2 separate regions of the Homo sapiens genome follow, and region 1 is linked to region 2. The links are chromatin loops, found by intact Hi-C in ENCODE. Cell type or tissue: heart right ventricle. All regions are shown on one strand. Links, peaks and the distances in the headings refer to the core of each region. The heading gives the core; the rest is flanking DNA. Region 1 overlaps MAD1L1 (mitotic arrest deficient 1 like 1). Region 2 overlaps MAD1L1 (mitotic arrest deficient 1 like 1).

Region 1 (8,323 bases), core at 31-8,030, 74 kb before region 2:
TACCATTCTCGTGTGTTGTGGGAGGCCTGTGGTGGGAGATAATGAATCACAGGGCGGTTTCCCCCATACCGTTCTCACGTGTTGTGGGAGTGATGTGGTGGGAGATAATGAATCATAGGGCGGTTTCCCCCATACCATTCTCATCTATTGTGGGAAGGACACGGTGGGAGATAATGAATCACAGGGATGGTTTCCCACATACCATTCTCGTGGTCGTGAATAAGTCTCACAAGATCTGATTTTATAAGGGGTTTCCCCTTTGGCTTGGCTCTCATTCTCTCTTGTCTGCCACCATGTAAGATGTGCCTTTTGCCTGCTGCCATGATTGTGAGGCCTCCCCAGCCATGTAGAACTGTGAGTCCATTCAATCTCTTTTTCTTTATAAATTACTCAGTCCGGGTATGTCTTTATCAGCAGCATGAAAATGGACTAATATCCAAAGGATCATATATAACAGAAAACATTGAAAAATTGGACTTTATCATAAAAAAACTTCTCTTCAAAATACCTGATGAAAGAACGAAAAGACAAGACACAGACTGGGAGAAAATATTTGGAAAGCAAATAATCTGATAAAGGCCTTGTATCCAGAACATATAAAGAGCTCTCCCAAACTCAACAGTAAGAAAAATAATCAAATTTTAAAATGGACAAAAAAACAGGTGCTTTACCAAAGAAGATCTACAGATGACAAGTGAGCTGAATGAAAAGATGTTCAACATCATTAGTCATTTGTGAAATAAAAAATAAAAGGCCACAGTGAGACATGACTGCCAACCTATTAGAAAGCCTAAATGAAAACCTTTAAAAAACTAGCCGGGTGTGGTGGTGCACACCTGTAGTCCCAGCTACTCAGGAGGCTGGGGTGGGAGGATCACTTGAGCCCAGGAGTCAGAGGCTGCAGGCAGCTATGATCCCACCACTGCACTCCAGCCTGGGCAACAGAGCAAGACCCTGTCTGTAAAAGAAACATTTAAAAAAATAAAAGAGGGACTAAGGAAAAAGACTGTGCTGCATGCTGGTGAGGAGAAGCTGCACACCAACTACTCTGGAAGACGGGCAACCTCGGAACACGTTACACACGTGACCGCCAGCCACTCCACACTAGGCGTTTACCTGAAAGAAAACGAAGTCGATTTCTACATGGGACTTTATTTATAATATCCAGCAGTTTCAGAATAGCCAAAAACCAGAAAAACTCCAAATGTCCATCGCAAGGGAACGTATAAACTGGTGTCTCCATACGACAGAACACAACTCAGCAGTGAAGACAACACAGCTGTGTGCACAGTGATCTCTCCCCCAACCAGCCATGCTGCGTGGAAGAAGCAAAAAGAGGGAGACCACATGCTCCAGGACCAACGCCATGCCCAGAAGACTCGACAGCCGCCCGCCAATCTACAGTGATGGAAAGCACGTCGGCGGGTTTGGGGTGGGGAGAGGAGGCAGGGAGGAGGGATTCCTGTCAAACAAGAGCACATGTCTGGGGGTCTTGAATATGAATGTGGTAACGGCTCCATGGGTGTATGTGTGTGTACATGCAAATTCACCACACTGCACTTGACATCGCGCAGCTTACTGCACACCAGTTATACCTCAGGAAAGCTGTAAAAACCATACTGTAGTGAATGACCTCTGACATCTGCTTCCTGCTTGTACGGCGCACCTGCAGGACATGCTTCCGGAGGCGAGGCTGCTGGCCAGGGGCAAGTGTCTCTGTCATCCCAGCAGACGCCGTGCGCTGCCCTCCCTGGGTGTCTGGGGCACTCCCACTCACACCAACATCCTGAGCATGGGCCTAGAAGGTACTTCTGCAGCAACAATGCTTCGCTCCTCTTGAGGCAGGGAGCGCCGGCAGGGGAGACATCTGAGCACAGCCCAGTGTCACCGTCTCTCGGCAGGGTGGCCGTGCAGTGTGAGACCTAGCACACACCTCCGGCACCAGCTGATGCCTCCTGGAGAGGTTTTGGGAGCCCCGCAAGTGCTGTGGCTTTACAAACAACCCCCTCAGTCTTCACATCAATCTAGCAGGGAAGTCCTGGTGCCTGAGTAAAGGGGAGACTGAGGCTCAGAAAGCCATCTGAGAGGCCCCTGATCACAGAGCTGGTAAGGGGCCTGGCCGAGGGCCCAGGGTGGGTGTTCCTGACCCTCGCCTCCCAGGGCTTCATAGGGGAGTGAACCTGCCCAAGGTGATGAGTGACGACATGGTGGGGGCCTCCAAGGCCATCTCCGAGAAGCTGCCTTCTGCAGGGGCTTCTTGACTTAGGGAGACGCTGGATGAAAAGGCCCCTTTTAAAATGATATTATGGATTCTGAAGGCTTGGGAGCAAAATGCTTTCAAGGGCTGAATTGGAATGAGCGCACGCGTGTAGCTGCAGCCATGTTAACAGAATGACCTGCGTGACCCACCCTCGCCGCCAGACAGCAAGCCCACATGCGGGCTCATTTGTGCACCGAAGGGGTGCGCTTTCTTCTGCTGCCCTCCTTTCAGACAAACTGCTACCGCACAGAGAGCGAGAAAGAGAACAAACGAATAAACAAGTTGGGGGGATGGTGCTCAAAAGCTCAGAATTCTGGTTTGCCTTCAAATGGCTCAAAGCAATCAGTTCTGGCATAAGCTTCTTGAAATTGACTTACTGCAACTTTTTTAAACACGAGGAGCGCTACATAAATTAGCTGCCAGCCTAGATCTTTCCTCGAGAAGATGACGCCAATCAAAGCAGGTGCCTGTCTCCGAGCGTGTGCGTGGAAAGCAGGTGGAGGGTAGCCGGGATCTTGCTTATAACAAACCCATCACACACGGGGGAAACTTTTGCAAGAAAAATGATTAGTTGTTTTTGCTGAACTAAAAGATGCATAATGGGGGCGGGAGGCCTGGGTGCCGCAGGTGAGGCTCCTGGGGCCTGGAGAGGGGACAGTAGGGAGACCCGAGGCCCAACGGGCAGACAGCATCCAGTCCAGGAAGCCCCTCACCCAGGCCAGCCTCCCACGGGTCCCAGACCCCTGCACTGCCCGCCAGCCCCTCCCCAGTGGGCCTTGACCACCACACTTCACATTTTACTTCTCTGTCCCCTTCATCAAATGGCTAGCTCCACGTTTCCAGCCCTGATCATGGTGTCTGGCTCACAGCAGGCATTGATGACCATTTCCCTTGAACAACGGGTGTGGGAACCCCACCAGAGAGGCTGGCGAGTGGGGTACGTAGGACCCCCAGCCCTGGAGATGGTCACACAAGGGTGGGTGGGGCCCAGCTTAACCCAACACTCGCTGCGTGTCCTGACACGGAGCACCTCGCCCCTCCAGGCTTGTTTGTCATAAAGAGAGCACGTGACAAAGCCGCGCAGACATGGCAGTGTGACGGGTGCCCACGCCTGCCCTTCCTCTCCCACAGACAGGGCTACAATGCCTGGACACGTGCCCGGCTCTGGAAGGCCCACCGCACTGGTGGGTAGGGAACATCGTGGCTCTTCTCTCGCATCCCCTGACCTCAACCTCGTGCCACCATCCAGGCAGTGGTGAGGCTGCTGTACCAGGAGCTCAAGGCGAAGTCCTCCAGCACTCACCTGGGGGCCGGAAAAGAAAGCCACTGAGCTTCAGGAGCGTGGGACCCTCCCTGCTCGGAGTATGGACTCCCCGGCCCCCGTGGCCCCTGCCTCTGCTCTTCGCACACTACCACGGGCTCAGCCCACAGGGCTGCAGTGGCGGCAGGGAGCCTGAGGCAGGAGCCGTGCTCTCTGTCTGAAGCTGCTGTCGTTCCAGATGGGCAGGACAAACTCTAGCTGCGTTTTCCTCCCTGTCCTCCCTCCTGCAGGGCCGGGCGTGGGCCCAACCTCCATGACACCAGCAAAGTGCAACAGACGGTGCGAAGAGAGCCCCACGTCCCTGGAGGACCACAAAGGGGAGACCCAGAAACGTGAAAGGACCCGAAGATCACAGAATGGAAGGACTGAAAAGCGTAGTCCTGGAGAGTTGGGGGGCATCCCTGGGTCGGCCCATGCCTGGGTCCCATCCACACTGGCATCTGAAGCCGGTGAGAGCTGAGGGCGTCCCTGGGTTGGCCTGTGCCTGGGTCCCATCCACACTGGCCTCTGAAGCTGATGATAGCTAAGCTGACAGGCACTGCCAATGTCCCAGGCCAAGGCCAGGAGCGCTGCCAAGGCTTCACAACCTGAACTGGGATGGGAACCGCGCCCCACAGAAGGTCGCTGGGACCTGGGCTAGAAACCACCCAGGTCGGCTCACTGCTAAACTAAAACACTCTCATTTCTCACAGGACTTAAACACAAAACCTCTTCTCACAATGCTCAGGACATAACCCCAAATTACTCGGCACATGAAGAACCACAGAGATTTCAAGTCAGCCTGGAGAGAGGCAGTTCCAGCTGCTGGGGCTGAGGAGATGGGGCTGGGTTATCTGGGAAGTGCGGCGGAGAGGGGCCACAAGACGGCCCATGCAGACGAGTGTGCACGCTCTCACAGCACACGGAAACCCAAAGGTCTCAGCAAATTCACAGAAAAGTGAATTGCTGAAAAAGTATTTAAGGAAATAAATGGCTGAAATATCCCAAACTTGGCAAAAAAAAAAAAAAAACAAAAAAAATCCCTAGAGATTCAAGAAGCTGAGCAAACTCCAAACAGAATAAACCCAAAGAAATCCACACCCAGACACATCCAAACGAAACTGCTGAAAACTGAAGGCAAAAAAAATGGTGAAAACAGAAAAAAACTGTGTGACCTCAAAGGGAACAGCGATTCGAGCGTCTGCAAATCTCTCCCCAGGCAGGAACCGCGGTGAGGAGGAGGAACGCCGCAATCGTGGCGTGCTGGGAGGCGAGGGCCGCGGGCCGCGCTGCGTGCGCAGGGCAGAGCTCCTTCAGGAACACGAGAGGAATAAAGACGGACCCACCCGAGGGAAACCGTGAGGAATCGTAGCCACCTGCTCTCCAGGAGAGGCTGCCGGAAATCCTTCAGAAGGAAAGAGGACATGAAGGATACCTGGAGCATCGACAATGAAGGAGGAACAGATGGCAGCTATCTGGGCTTACAGATAATACCCGGGTCTCTTACTGCCCTTTTCAAAACACTGTATGACTGAAAACAAAACCTGTGGCATTTCCATGTAGGTAGAGGGACAGCAGGAAGGGAGAGGGCAAGGGACCTGCCGGGAGGGGCTTCCAGGTGTGACTTCAAGTGGGATGAGGCTGATTCTCAGTAGGCAGTGATAAGTACTCTAATTCCCAGAGCAAACACTCAAAACATCAGACTGAGAAATAGTCAGATGCCCATCTGCTAAATTAAAATGAAATACTAAAAACCATTCAAGTAACTCAACAGAAAGCAGGAAGCATGAAAAGGAAAAACAAAAATGGAGGAGACACACAAACAAATAATAAAATGGTAGCAATGAAAAGACAGAGATTGCCATGATGGTTTAGAAACTGACCCGATGACATCATGTATACAGAAACTCAAAGAACGGGTACAGGTACGCTGCAAGTAAAAGGACAGAAATATTTACAGCACGCAAACACTACGGTAAAGGCAGCTGGCGGGAGGGTGTAGAAGCAGTGCCGTCCCAGGAGCCACAGGCATACCCAGACCCTGACCTGGGCTGCTCAGGACTGTGCTGCCAAGAGAAGGCTCCGGGCTCCCTGGAGGAACGGATGATTGGAAAGCTGGGGCAGAGGACACGAGGTGAGTCTGGAGCACCCTGTGGTGCCAGAGAGTGAGGAAGGGCTCAGAAAACCCAATGACGGGGCACAGCAGGGCGCGGCCGGCCGCGGGGAGATCACGCAGCGAAACAAGTCCCGCTGCATGCACCGGATCAGAACACAGAGCACACGGCAAACACCCTCCAGTCCACACTGCTGGCAATAAACAAGTTCCGGTGCGTGCACCAGATCAGAACACAGAGCACGCGGGAAACTCCCTCCAGTCCACACTGCTGGTAATAAACAAGTCCTGGTGCGTGCACCAGATCAGAACACAGAGCACGTGGCAAACTCCCTCCAGTCCACACTGCTGGTAATAAATGAAGAAGTGAATAAATGGGGAAGAGGAGACACCTCCCTCACAGAACTCCACATCATACATGTAGAACTCATCCCTCCAGAGGGGGAGCGTCGCCTGTGCCCTGAGGGATTCGCTTCCAAGGAAGAGACTGGAGAAAGTGCAAACAGCTTCGCGGACGAGGCACCCGGCAGAGCACGCCTCAATCCGGCGGTCAGGTCCACCGTCGACGCCTCAGTCCGGCGGTCAGGTCCACCGTCAACACCAGCGGTCTTGTCCACATCAACGCCTCAGTCCAGCGGTCAGGTCCACTGTCAACGCCTCAGTCTGGTGGTCAGGTCAACCGTCCACACCTCAGTCCAGTGGTCAGGTCCACTGTCAATGCCTCAGTCCAGCGGTCAGGTCCACTGTCCATGCCTCAGTCCGGCGATCAGGTCCACCGTCAACGCCAGCAGTCATGTCCACCATCAATGCCTCAGTCCAGCGGTCAGGTCCACTGTCCATGCCTCAGTCCGGCGGTCAGGTCCACCGTCAATGCCAGCGGTCATGTCCACCATCAACGCCTCAGTCCAGCGGTCAGGTCCACTGTCCACGCCTCAGTCCGGCAGTCAGGTCCGCTGTCAACGCCTCAGTCCAGCGGTCAGGTCCACCTGCTGTTGCGTGGATGTCAGGGGCTCCCTGATGGGACGTGGTGAGAAAGGACTTGTCGTCTGTGATCTTCCTTCCAAAAACCACCATCTCAGGTTAACAATGAAACACATCACACAAGCTCGCTTCGGGGGCGTTCTAGGGACTCCTAAACATACTGAGGTCAGGAGAAGCGAGGAAAGACAAAACTGTCACCGACCAGCGGCAGAAGAGATGTGACGACTAAAATCAACACGGTGCCCTGGCTGCAACATGCAGGAAAGCCTGGTGGATCCAAACAAGGGCTGGAGACAGGCCCAGAGTCACACGCCGGTGACGAGCACCATGGCAGCGTGAGATGTCAACAGCGAGAGAAACCGGGTGAAGAGGGTATGAGAACTCTCCGTCCAATTTCCGCAACTTGCCTATTGAATCTGGTAAACAGTGTGGCAATTCCATCTTTTCAAAAAATCGACTGTTGGCCAGGTGTGGTGGCTCCCGCCTGTAATCCCAGCACTTTGGGAGGCCGAGGTGAGTGGATCACCTGAGGTCAGCAGTTTAAGACCAGCCTGGCCAACGTGATGAAACCCCATCTGTATTAAAAATACAAAAATTAGCCAGGCATGGTGGCACATGATTGTAATCACAGCTACTCGGGAGGCTGAGGCAGGATTCACTTGAACCCGGGAGGCAGAGGTTGCAGTGAGCCAAGATGGTGCCACTACACTCCAGCCTGGGTGACAGAGCGAAACTCCACCTCAAAAATAATAAATAAATAAATAAAACAAAAAACCTATAGCTTATGTCAATCTCAATGGTGAAAGGCTAAAAGCTTTTCCCCTAAATCAGGAACAAGACAAGAATGTCTGCTTTTGCTGCTTCTATTCAACATAGCCAGAACAATTAGTCAAGAAAAAGAAATAAATTGTATCCAAATTGGAAAAGAAAAAGTGAAACTACTTCTCTCTCTTTGCAGATGCCAGGCTACAGAAAACCCTAAAGAAGCTGCAAATAACCTGTTCTAGTCAATAAACAAAATCAGCAAAGTTGCAAAATACAAAGTCAACACACAAAAGATCAGTTGTATTTCCCTGTATTAGGAACAAGCAATCTGACAAGGAAATCAAGAAAACAATTCCATTCATAACAGCATCAAAAAGAACAAAACACTCTGCAATACATTTACCCAAGGAGGCATAAGATTTGTACCCTAAAAACTGCCAAACATTGCTAAAAGAAATGGAAGAAAACCTAAGTAAATGTAAAGCCATCTGTGTCAGGGAGAAGAAGACTGCCCACTGTTTACCCGTCAGCGGAGTCAAACCCCCTGAAAAAGAACCACCACCAGGGAGACTCATAGCTCCTGACCTCAAAATTTATGAGAAAGCTACCTAAGTGAAAAAGGAACTGACTTTTATACACAAACAACCTGGATGGATCTCGCTCGAGGGCGTTGTGCTGAATGAAAGGAGCCAGTCTCAAAAGACTGCATGTTGTAGGACTGGGCTGGAAAAAGCCGAGCCGCAGAGTTGAGCAGACATGTGCAGCTGCCGGGAGGTCCCTGTGTGGCTGGGTGAATGGAAAGGGGGACCATGGAGGATTCCTGAAGGGTTGATGTTATTTTGCACTCTGATTACAGGGTGATTAGAGTTCATAGAGCTGTATCCTATAAGAAAAAAGTTAATTT
Region 2 (8,323 bases), core at 124-8,123:
CAGGCTCCCAGGCATGAGCGCGGGAGCACTGACAAGTCGGGACAGAGCTGGGGTCCAGGCTCCCAGGCATGAGCGCGGGAGCACTGACAAGTCGGGACAGAGCTGGGGTCCAGGCTCCCAGGCATGAGCGCGGGAGCACTGACAAGTCGGGACAGAGCTGGGGTCCAGGCTCCCAGGCATGAGCGCGGGAGCACTGACAAGTCGGGACAGAGCTGGGGTCCAGGCTCCCAGGCATGAGCGCGGGAGCACTGACAAGTGGGGACAGAGCTGGGGTCCAGGCTCCCAGGCATGAGCGCGGGAGCACTGACAAGTCGGGACAGAGCTGGGGTCCAGGCTCCCAGGCATGAGCGCGGGAGCACTGACAAGTCGGGACAGAGCTGGGGTCCAGGCTCCCAGGCATGAGCGCGGGAGCACTGACAAGTCGGGACAGAGCTGGGGTCCAGGCTCCCAGGCATGAGCGCGGGAGCACTGACAAGTCGGGACAGAGCTGGGGTCCAGGCTCCCAGGCATGAGCGCGGGAGCACTGACAAGTCGGGACAGAGCTGGGGTCCAGGCTCCCAGGCATGAGCGCGGGAGCACTGACAAGTCGGGACAGAGCTGGGGTCCAGGCTCCCAGGCATGAGCGCGGGAGCACTGACAAGTCGGGACAGAGCTGGGGTCCAGGCTCCCAGGCATGAGCGCGGGAGCACTGACAAGTTGGGACAGAGCTGGGGTCCAGGCTCCCAGGCATGAGCGCGGGAGCACTGACAAGTGGGGACAGAGCTGGGGTCCAGGCTCCCAGGCATGAGCGCGGGAGCACTGACAAGTCGGGACAGAGCTGGGGTCCAGGCTCCCAGGCATGAGCGCGGGAGCACTGACAAGTCGGGACAGAGCTGGGGTCCAGGCTCCCAGGCATGAGCGCGGGAGCACTGACAAGTCGGGACAGAGCTGGGGTCCAGGCTCCCAGGCATGAGCGCAGGAGCGCTGACAAGTCAGGACAGGGGAGGACGATGCATTCCTGCGCCACCTCCGTGCGGGGAACCAGAGCTCCAGCCTGAATCCCTTAGGGTTGGCTCAGAGTCCTCTCTGGATGAAGTGTCTAGTCTGAGGAGGACAATCCATCCGGTCGTGAGTTTGGACTCTTCCTACACACAAAGGCCAATATATCAAAATTAAATCCCACGGAAGCCCAGGTTGTCACTGGAGAGCATTCCCCAAGCTCCAGGCAGTGGTAAATCAGAGGCCTGAATCCACTGTGGGCCCTCTTTTGAACAGAAGACAAAAGGAAGAGCTTACCCCTAAAGGCAACCCAGCAACCCAGACGTGTGCCTGTCCCACCTCCCCAAGGCCAGGGCTCCTGATCAGAGGTGCTGTAAAGACTCAACAGCCCTGGCAGTACAGGGAGCCCAAGCAGGTGTCGGAAATGACACTGGGTACCTAGAATCCTAAGAACTAAGCTGTCTACAGATGCAGACCAACCAGGTGGGAGGTGGTCAGCTAGATCCCACCAACGCCACTCATACCCACCAACGCGCACGAGGCACGCTCCGCCTCCTGAACACTCCTCCCAGGGCTCCTCCAGCACTCCTCCCACAGCTCCCCCCACAGCACGAGCTTCCGCGTGCCCACCCACGCGCAGAAGACCTCCACCTGCCGCATGCTCCTCCCACAGCTCCCCCCACAGCATGAGCTTCCACGCGCCCACGAAGGTGTCCAGCCATGCAGCAAACGTGGATCAGGCCCAGGTACACATCAGATCTCACCGGTTCCAGTGCCTTCTGCCACGTGGAAATTTCGGCTCCTTCTTTGTCTTCTTAATAGACTCTTCTTTTTTTTTTTTTTTTTTAGAACGGGTTTAGATTTAGAAGAATGGAGAAGATGGTAGAGACTTTTCACATATTCCACACCCAGGTGCCCCACTGTTAACATCTTACACGAGCACAGTGTGCTGGCCACAATAAGGAGCCAGCATGGACCCAGGCACGCCTTGCTCTCCTGGACTACACAGATACTGTGCTTCTTACAAATGGAAGGCTTGTGGCCGTCCTGCCTTCGGCGAGGCACCATGTTCCCAACAGCATGTGCTCCCTACACGGCTCTGTCACATCTGGTAATCCTCATGGCGTTTCAGACATTGTATCACTATTATATCTGTTGTGGTCTGTAATGGGTGGTCTCTGATCTTACTACTGTCATTGATTCTGGGGCGCCACGTCCTGACTGTACTTCCGACATTGCATCACTGTTATGTCTGTTGTGGTCTGTGATCGGCGGTCTCCGATCTTACTGCTGTCATTGATTCTGGGACGCCACACACTATGCTCCTCAGACGGCAAAAGCTTCACCGACCAACGCTGCTTGTGTCTGGCTGCTTCACTGACCAGCCATCTCCCTCCCTCCCTCTCCTTGGGCCTCTCTATTCCCTGGGCGACACAACAGTATTAAAATCAGGCCAATTAATAACCCTACAACAGCCTCTAAGCATTCAAGAGAAAGGAAGAGTCGCATGTCTCTCCTTTAAACCAAAAGCTAGAAAGGATTAAGCTTAGTGAGGAAGGCGTGCCAAAAGCAAAGATAAGCCGAAAGCCAGGCCTCTCGTGCCAAACAGCTCGCCAAGTTGTGAATGCAAAGGGAAAGTTCTTGGAGGAAATTAAAAGTGCTGCTCCACTGAACACACCAACGATAAGAAAGTGAAACTGTCTTATTGCTGATACGGAGAAGTCTGAGTGGTCTGGATAGATCAAACCAGCCCCAACATTCCCTTAAGTCAGAGCAAGTTCCACGAGGCTGAGAGAGGTGGGAAAGCTGCAGAATTCAAGTCTGAAGCTAGCAGAGGTGGGTTCATGAGGTTTACATTAAGAGGCAGTCCCCATCACATAAAAGTACAAGGTGAAGCCGCAAGTGCTGACGGAGAAGCTGCAGCAAGTTCTCCAGAAGATCCAGCTAAGAGCACCAATGAAGGTGGCCACACTAAACACCAGATTTGCAGTGCACATAAAACAGCCTTCTGCTGGAAGATGCCGTCTAGGGCTTTTACAGTTACAGAGGAGAAGTCGATCCCTGCCTTCAAAGTTTCAGAGGACAAGCTGATGCTGTTAGGAGATAATGAAGCTGATGACTTTTTTTTTTTTTTTTTTTTTTTTTTTTGAGACACAGTCTCACTCATTCTGTCACCCAGGCTGGAGCACGGTGGCACAATCTTGGCTCACTGCAACCTCCGCCTTCTGGGTTCAAGCAATTCTCCTGCCTCAGCCTCCCAAGTAGCCGGGATTACAAGTGTGTGCCACCACGCCTCACTAATTTTTTGTATTTTTAGTAGAGACAGGGTTTCACCATGCTGGCCAGGATGGTCTCGAACTCCTGCTGACCTCAAGTGATCCGCCCACCTCGACCTCTCAAAGTGCTGGGATTCCATGCATCAGCTACTGTGCCTGATCTAAGCTTTTTATTTTGATCCAATTACAGATTCACTTGGAGCTATAAAAAATAATACAGAGATCACAAGTAGCATTCATCCAGTTCCTCCCAATAGCAACATCTGGCACAACTACAGCACAGTATCACAACCCGTATGCCGACAATGATACAGTCAAGATACAGCACATTTCATCACCACAAAAACCCCTCGGGTTGTCCGTTCACAGCCACGATTCCTCCTGTGCGTCTCCGTAACTCACGGCAGCCATCCACAGGCTGTCTATCACTTCAGCCTTTTAATAACGTCATGCAAATGGGATCATGCAGCACACGACCTTCAGGGACTGGGCTCTTCGCTCCGCTAAACTCCCTGGAGATCTATTCAAGTATGTTTATCCACAGTGAATTCCTTCTTAGTCCTGAGTATTACTCTGTGTGACGGAGGCACTACCGTTGTTTAACCATCACCACCGAAGGACATCAGAATTCTTTCCAGTTTTTGGCCATTATGCAAAAGCTGCTAGGAAGAGTCCTCTGTCGGGTTTTGTCCGAACCTCGGTTTTATTTCACTGGAATCGACACCCAGGAATGCGACTGCTGGTCATATGGGAGCTGCAGTGCAGTTTTTAAGAAACCCTCGAGCTGGTTCCAGGGTGGCTGCACCCTGTCACTCTCCCATCAGCAAGGCACCAGAGATGGAGTTTCTCTACACACTGACTGGCATCTGATGGTGTCCGTTTCTGAACTTTGACAGGTGTGCAGTGACACCTCACTGTGGTTTTAACTTGCATTTCCCTCATGACTAATGATGTTGAACATCTTTCCACGGGCTTAACTGTCATCTGTATATGTTATTTGGTAAAAAGGTCTGTCTATATCTTTTGCTTGTTTGCTAATTAGGTGTGTCTGTTTTGTTTTTCTATTACTGAGTTTTGAGAGTTTTCTCATCTATTACAGATAACAAATCGTCTTTGTCAGATATGAAGCTTGCAAATAGTTCCTCTTTATCTCTACCTTGTCTTTTCATCTCTTCACAGGAACTTTCACGGGGCAAAAATTTTAATCTTGATGGAGTCCAACTTCAGTTGACCCAAGCAGAAGGAACGAAATAATAAATATTAGAGCAAAAATAAGTGAAATAAAGAACACAAAAACAATAAAAGAAATCGGTCAAGCCTAAAGTTGGTTCTGTGAGAATAGCAACAGAATTGACAGAAACTTTTAGCTGGGCCAACCAAGGAAACAAGAAAGAGGGTGCAGATCACTGCAGTTGGGAGTGAAAGAGACACTAGCTGACCTTCCAGAGATAAAGGCTGTAAAGGAATACTACGAACAGCTGCATGCCGAAAATTAATAACGGAGGTGAAATGAACAAACTCCTGAAAAGACAAAAGCTACCAAAACTGACTCAAGAGAAACACAGACAACCTGAGTAGACCCACAGAACAGCAAAGACACTGGATTAGTTTTGAAGACGCTGCCTGCTGCCTCTGCGGCTCCATCTCAGCTCCTCCGGACCCTCCCAGATCCCCACAACTGGAATGCTGGATCTTGTGTTGTGGCCCCACCGGCACCGGGGACTTTGTTCCTTTTATTCCATCGTATTCCCAGGTCTCATCGGTGTCGGGAACTTTGCTCATTTTATTCCATCGTATTCTCTCTGCTGTTCAGAATGGGCAGATGGGCAGTTCCTATCGGTCCATCTCTGAGTTCACGAACGCGCTCCTGTCGCCTCCATTCTGCTGCTGACCTTATATCCATTAAGTTTTTCTTTCCATTATTGCTAGGCATTAACTACATTTTCTGTCTTCCCAGCTGCTATTTACCTAGTCCTTTGCTGGGGAGCGTCGGCATTTTGGGGATGTGCTTCCTTAGCTCCAAGTCTGGGATGAAAGAGGCAGACGAGGAAACCTGGGCAGCTCCCCGCCAGGCTGTTCCGAGGCCCAAGGCCCCTGGCCTCCATCCCGCAGAGGCTCACTATGCTCATTCCATAGATAATGTCCAGGACTCTTCATTATACTTAACAGAAGGATCAAAGAAAATGCGTCAACTCCATCTTCCTGCAAACAGAGGTGTTGGCTGCTCTTTGGAATCGCTCATTCAGCCAATGCTGATTTAAACCTTCTACGTGATGTGTGCCGTCATAGGGGCTGCCCTGAGAAGCCTGGCTTCACAATCACGTGTGTCTCTCACTGTTGGCTGCTGAGAACCACAGAAGAGCTCTCAGCACACAAGGGCTCCATCCTACCCCCTGCACTGAGACACCGCCCACCACAGCAGGACTTCCTGAAGCCTGAGCTACAGCACCCCCAGAGTTCCTGTCGGAAAAAGCTCAAGGCTGTCAGGAGGATTTGCCCTTGGTTCTACCACACCTGACAACAGGCCCCTGCCCTGCCTCCCCTTCCTAGCACAGTTACTTCAGAAAATCCGAGCTGACAACTGTGAATCCTTCCTCAGTCCCTTGGAGACACACATGCCCGCACCTCCTACAGCTCTGGGATGTCCTTCTCAAGGACCGAGAGCCAACCCTTTGGAACGTAATCATCAGGAAAACAGGCCTGTCTCCTAGTCTGGGGCTGGGGAAGGGGAGCAGGAGCCCATCCCTGCCAGCCCCAACCTGCCAGCTCGTAGCAGAGTCAGCTCATCACATTCATGCTACCCAACCCTCTTGCTGCTTTCTGTAATTTTTCACTTCCCTGACTCCATTTGGGCACCTGTTCCCCACACTCCCTTTAAAATGCCCAGTCACATCTGCACAAACCTGAAAGGAGCTCAGCTCTGTCCCCTGCTGTCAGCAGCGACTGAATAAAATCTGTTTTCTCCACTTTAACTTACATCCAGCTGCATATACCTTTGACATGGGTCACGACTGACGCTTGACATGAGTTGAATGAAACCAGATGAGGAAGAGCTTTGAAGGCATACCATCAGGTGTCAGGTCACTAACCCTCTCTTTGCCCGAGAGGAGTAGAAAACTCCACAAGACAGTCTCACTTCCACGCTGCAAAAATGTCAACTCTCACCATGGCAGCCCACAGGGGGGAGGGATACTGAACACAAAACTCACTCAGGTGCCTGCTTTGGCCTGGCCACGCTGCACCCAGCTCCCCGCAGCACCTCCTGCTCTGTTCCAGAGAGGCGAGCAGAGCCTGCATCCTACCCAGCCAAGGCCAGAGAGAACTAGCTCCCTGGGAAAGCAGCAAGGGACCATCCAAGAAAGACTTAGACACACACACGCACACGGACATGCACACAGACACACAGATGCACGTACACACATATGTACACACACATCCACACACGCACATGTGCACACACACACGCAGACACACATGCACACGGACATGCAGACATGCACACACATATGTACACACATACACATGCACACACACACGCACATGGACACAGACACGCACACAGACGTGCACACACAAGCGCATGCGCACACGTACACAGACACACATACGCACATGCACACACACGCGCACATGGACACAGACACACGCAGATGTGCACAGACACACAGGCACACGGACACACGCACAGACACACACATGGGCACACAGGCACAAGGGCATGCACACGGCATTCCTAACTGCCACCACCGACCTTTTCACACTCCAGCCACCCCAGAACCCTGGCGTTTAGAATCTGCAGCTAAAATACACCCAATGATGGTATCAACGTTCATTTATTCATTCAACAAATACTTGGCGATATGGTTTGGATGTCTGCTCCCTCCAAATCTCAGGTTGAAAAATGTTTCCCAAAGGTGGAGGTGGGGCCTGGTGGGAGGTGTTGGATTATGAGGGCGGATCCCTCACGAATGGCCCAGAGCCATCCCGAGTGAGGAGTGTTGTTGGAAAGATTCTGGAACCTCAAGTGTCTCTCTTGCTCCTGCTCTTGCCATGTGACGTGCCTGCTCCTTGCCTTCTGCCATGATCAGAAGCTTCCTGGTACCTCAGCAGAAGCAGATGCCGGCGCTGTGCTTCCTGTACAGTCCGCAGAATGACCCAGCCTCAGGGATTCCTTTATAGAGACACAAGAACGGACTAATACACCTGAGGAGCCTTCACGCACACACATGTCCACGTCCACGTCCACGTCCACATCCACGTCCACGTCCACATCAAGGCAGTGCTGCTGAGGGCCAGAGGACGCTGCCACAGGCCGACCCCGTGAAGCTGAAAGTCACCTTCGCCAAGAAGGATGGGCTTCTGGAAAACACAGCCCTGCACTTAGAAACTTCAGACCCTACTCTCCACAATCTCTTTATTTATAAAATTGCTTATGCGAAGATATTTCCACGCAGAATGCATTCAATTATGCAGTGTAAGGGGGGGCCTGAATGGAGAACATCCAAGTCAGCCACGAAGACACTTCAGGAAATACAAGAAAACGACCCTGCCACTGACTTTCGAATGTGTCTGCATCCACGCCCCTGTCCCATCGGAGGGGCACAGGGTAATACATAGCACTGCGCTCCCCTCCTTCTCCTGTGGTTCCCCTCCTGACAGCGCAGTGCAGTGCGGCAGACACCCCTCATCCTCGGTGTCAGGGCAGCATTAGCATGTAAATAGCTGGCAGACACAAGGACGTGAAAGCAAGGAAGAGCTCTTTAATTAACTTTAATCCTCCAAAAATCCATGCTGCAATCTGTTCTGACAATCCCACGCTCCTTAGGAGGCCCTCGGCACGACCTGGCACATCCTGTGGGCTGGAGGTGGCCGGAATGGGCGGGCTTGGGAACGTGATGCCCGGGTACCGTGCCTACAAGGACGCTGGGTCATGACTGTTCTCTGGAGGCTACGGGTGCCCTGCAGAGTGGAGGCACGCGGAGGGCCTGGGGGGGCTGGGGATCCAGACTGGCTGAGCGCCTGTTTCCCACCACAAACAGCCCTGCGGAGTGCCAGCCTTTTTCTCGAGA

Evidence for each region. Hi-C counts contacts between places; a loop is a spot of excess contacts. Peaks named below come from ENCODE experiments on the same cell type or tissue, not always from the same donor. Only the 100,000 strongest peaks of a DNase experiment are listed, where the experiment ranks them.
Region 1: it touches region 2 in a loop (7-fold over the local background); 2 of 110 quality-filtered maps call a loop at or near these places.

Annotation. Positions count from the first base shown.
Region 1 is chr7:1,961,986-1,970,308 of GRCh38, forward strand. The region is part of intron 15 of MAD1L1 (mitotic arrest deficient 1 like 1); the gene reads right to left. Among named protein-coding and RNA genes, the nearest start is that of MIR4655, 120 kb to the left of the region's middle. RefSeq lists an enhancer at 1-515. In heart right ventricle, for the core only: no CTCF peak of the experiment used is centred there; DNase peaks (open chromatin) are centred at 4,096 and 6,909.
Region 2 is chr7:2,035,401-2,043,723 of GRCh38, forward strand. The region is part of intron 12 of MAD1L1 (mitotic arrest deficient 1 like 1); the gene reads right to left. Among named protein-coding and RNA genes, the nearest start is that of SNORA114, 49 kb to the right of the region's middle. In heart right ventricle, for the core only: no CTCF peak of the experiment used is centred there; no DNase peak of the experiment used is centred there; H3K4me3 peaks cover 1,395 bases; H3K27ac peaks cover 696 bases.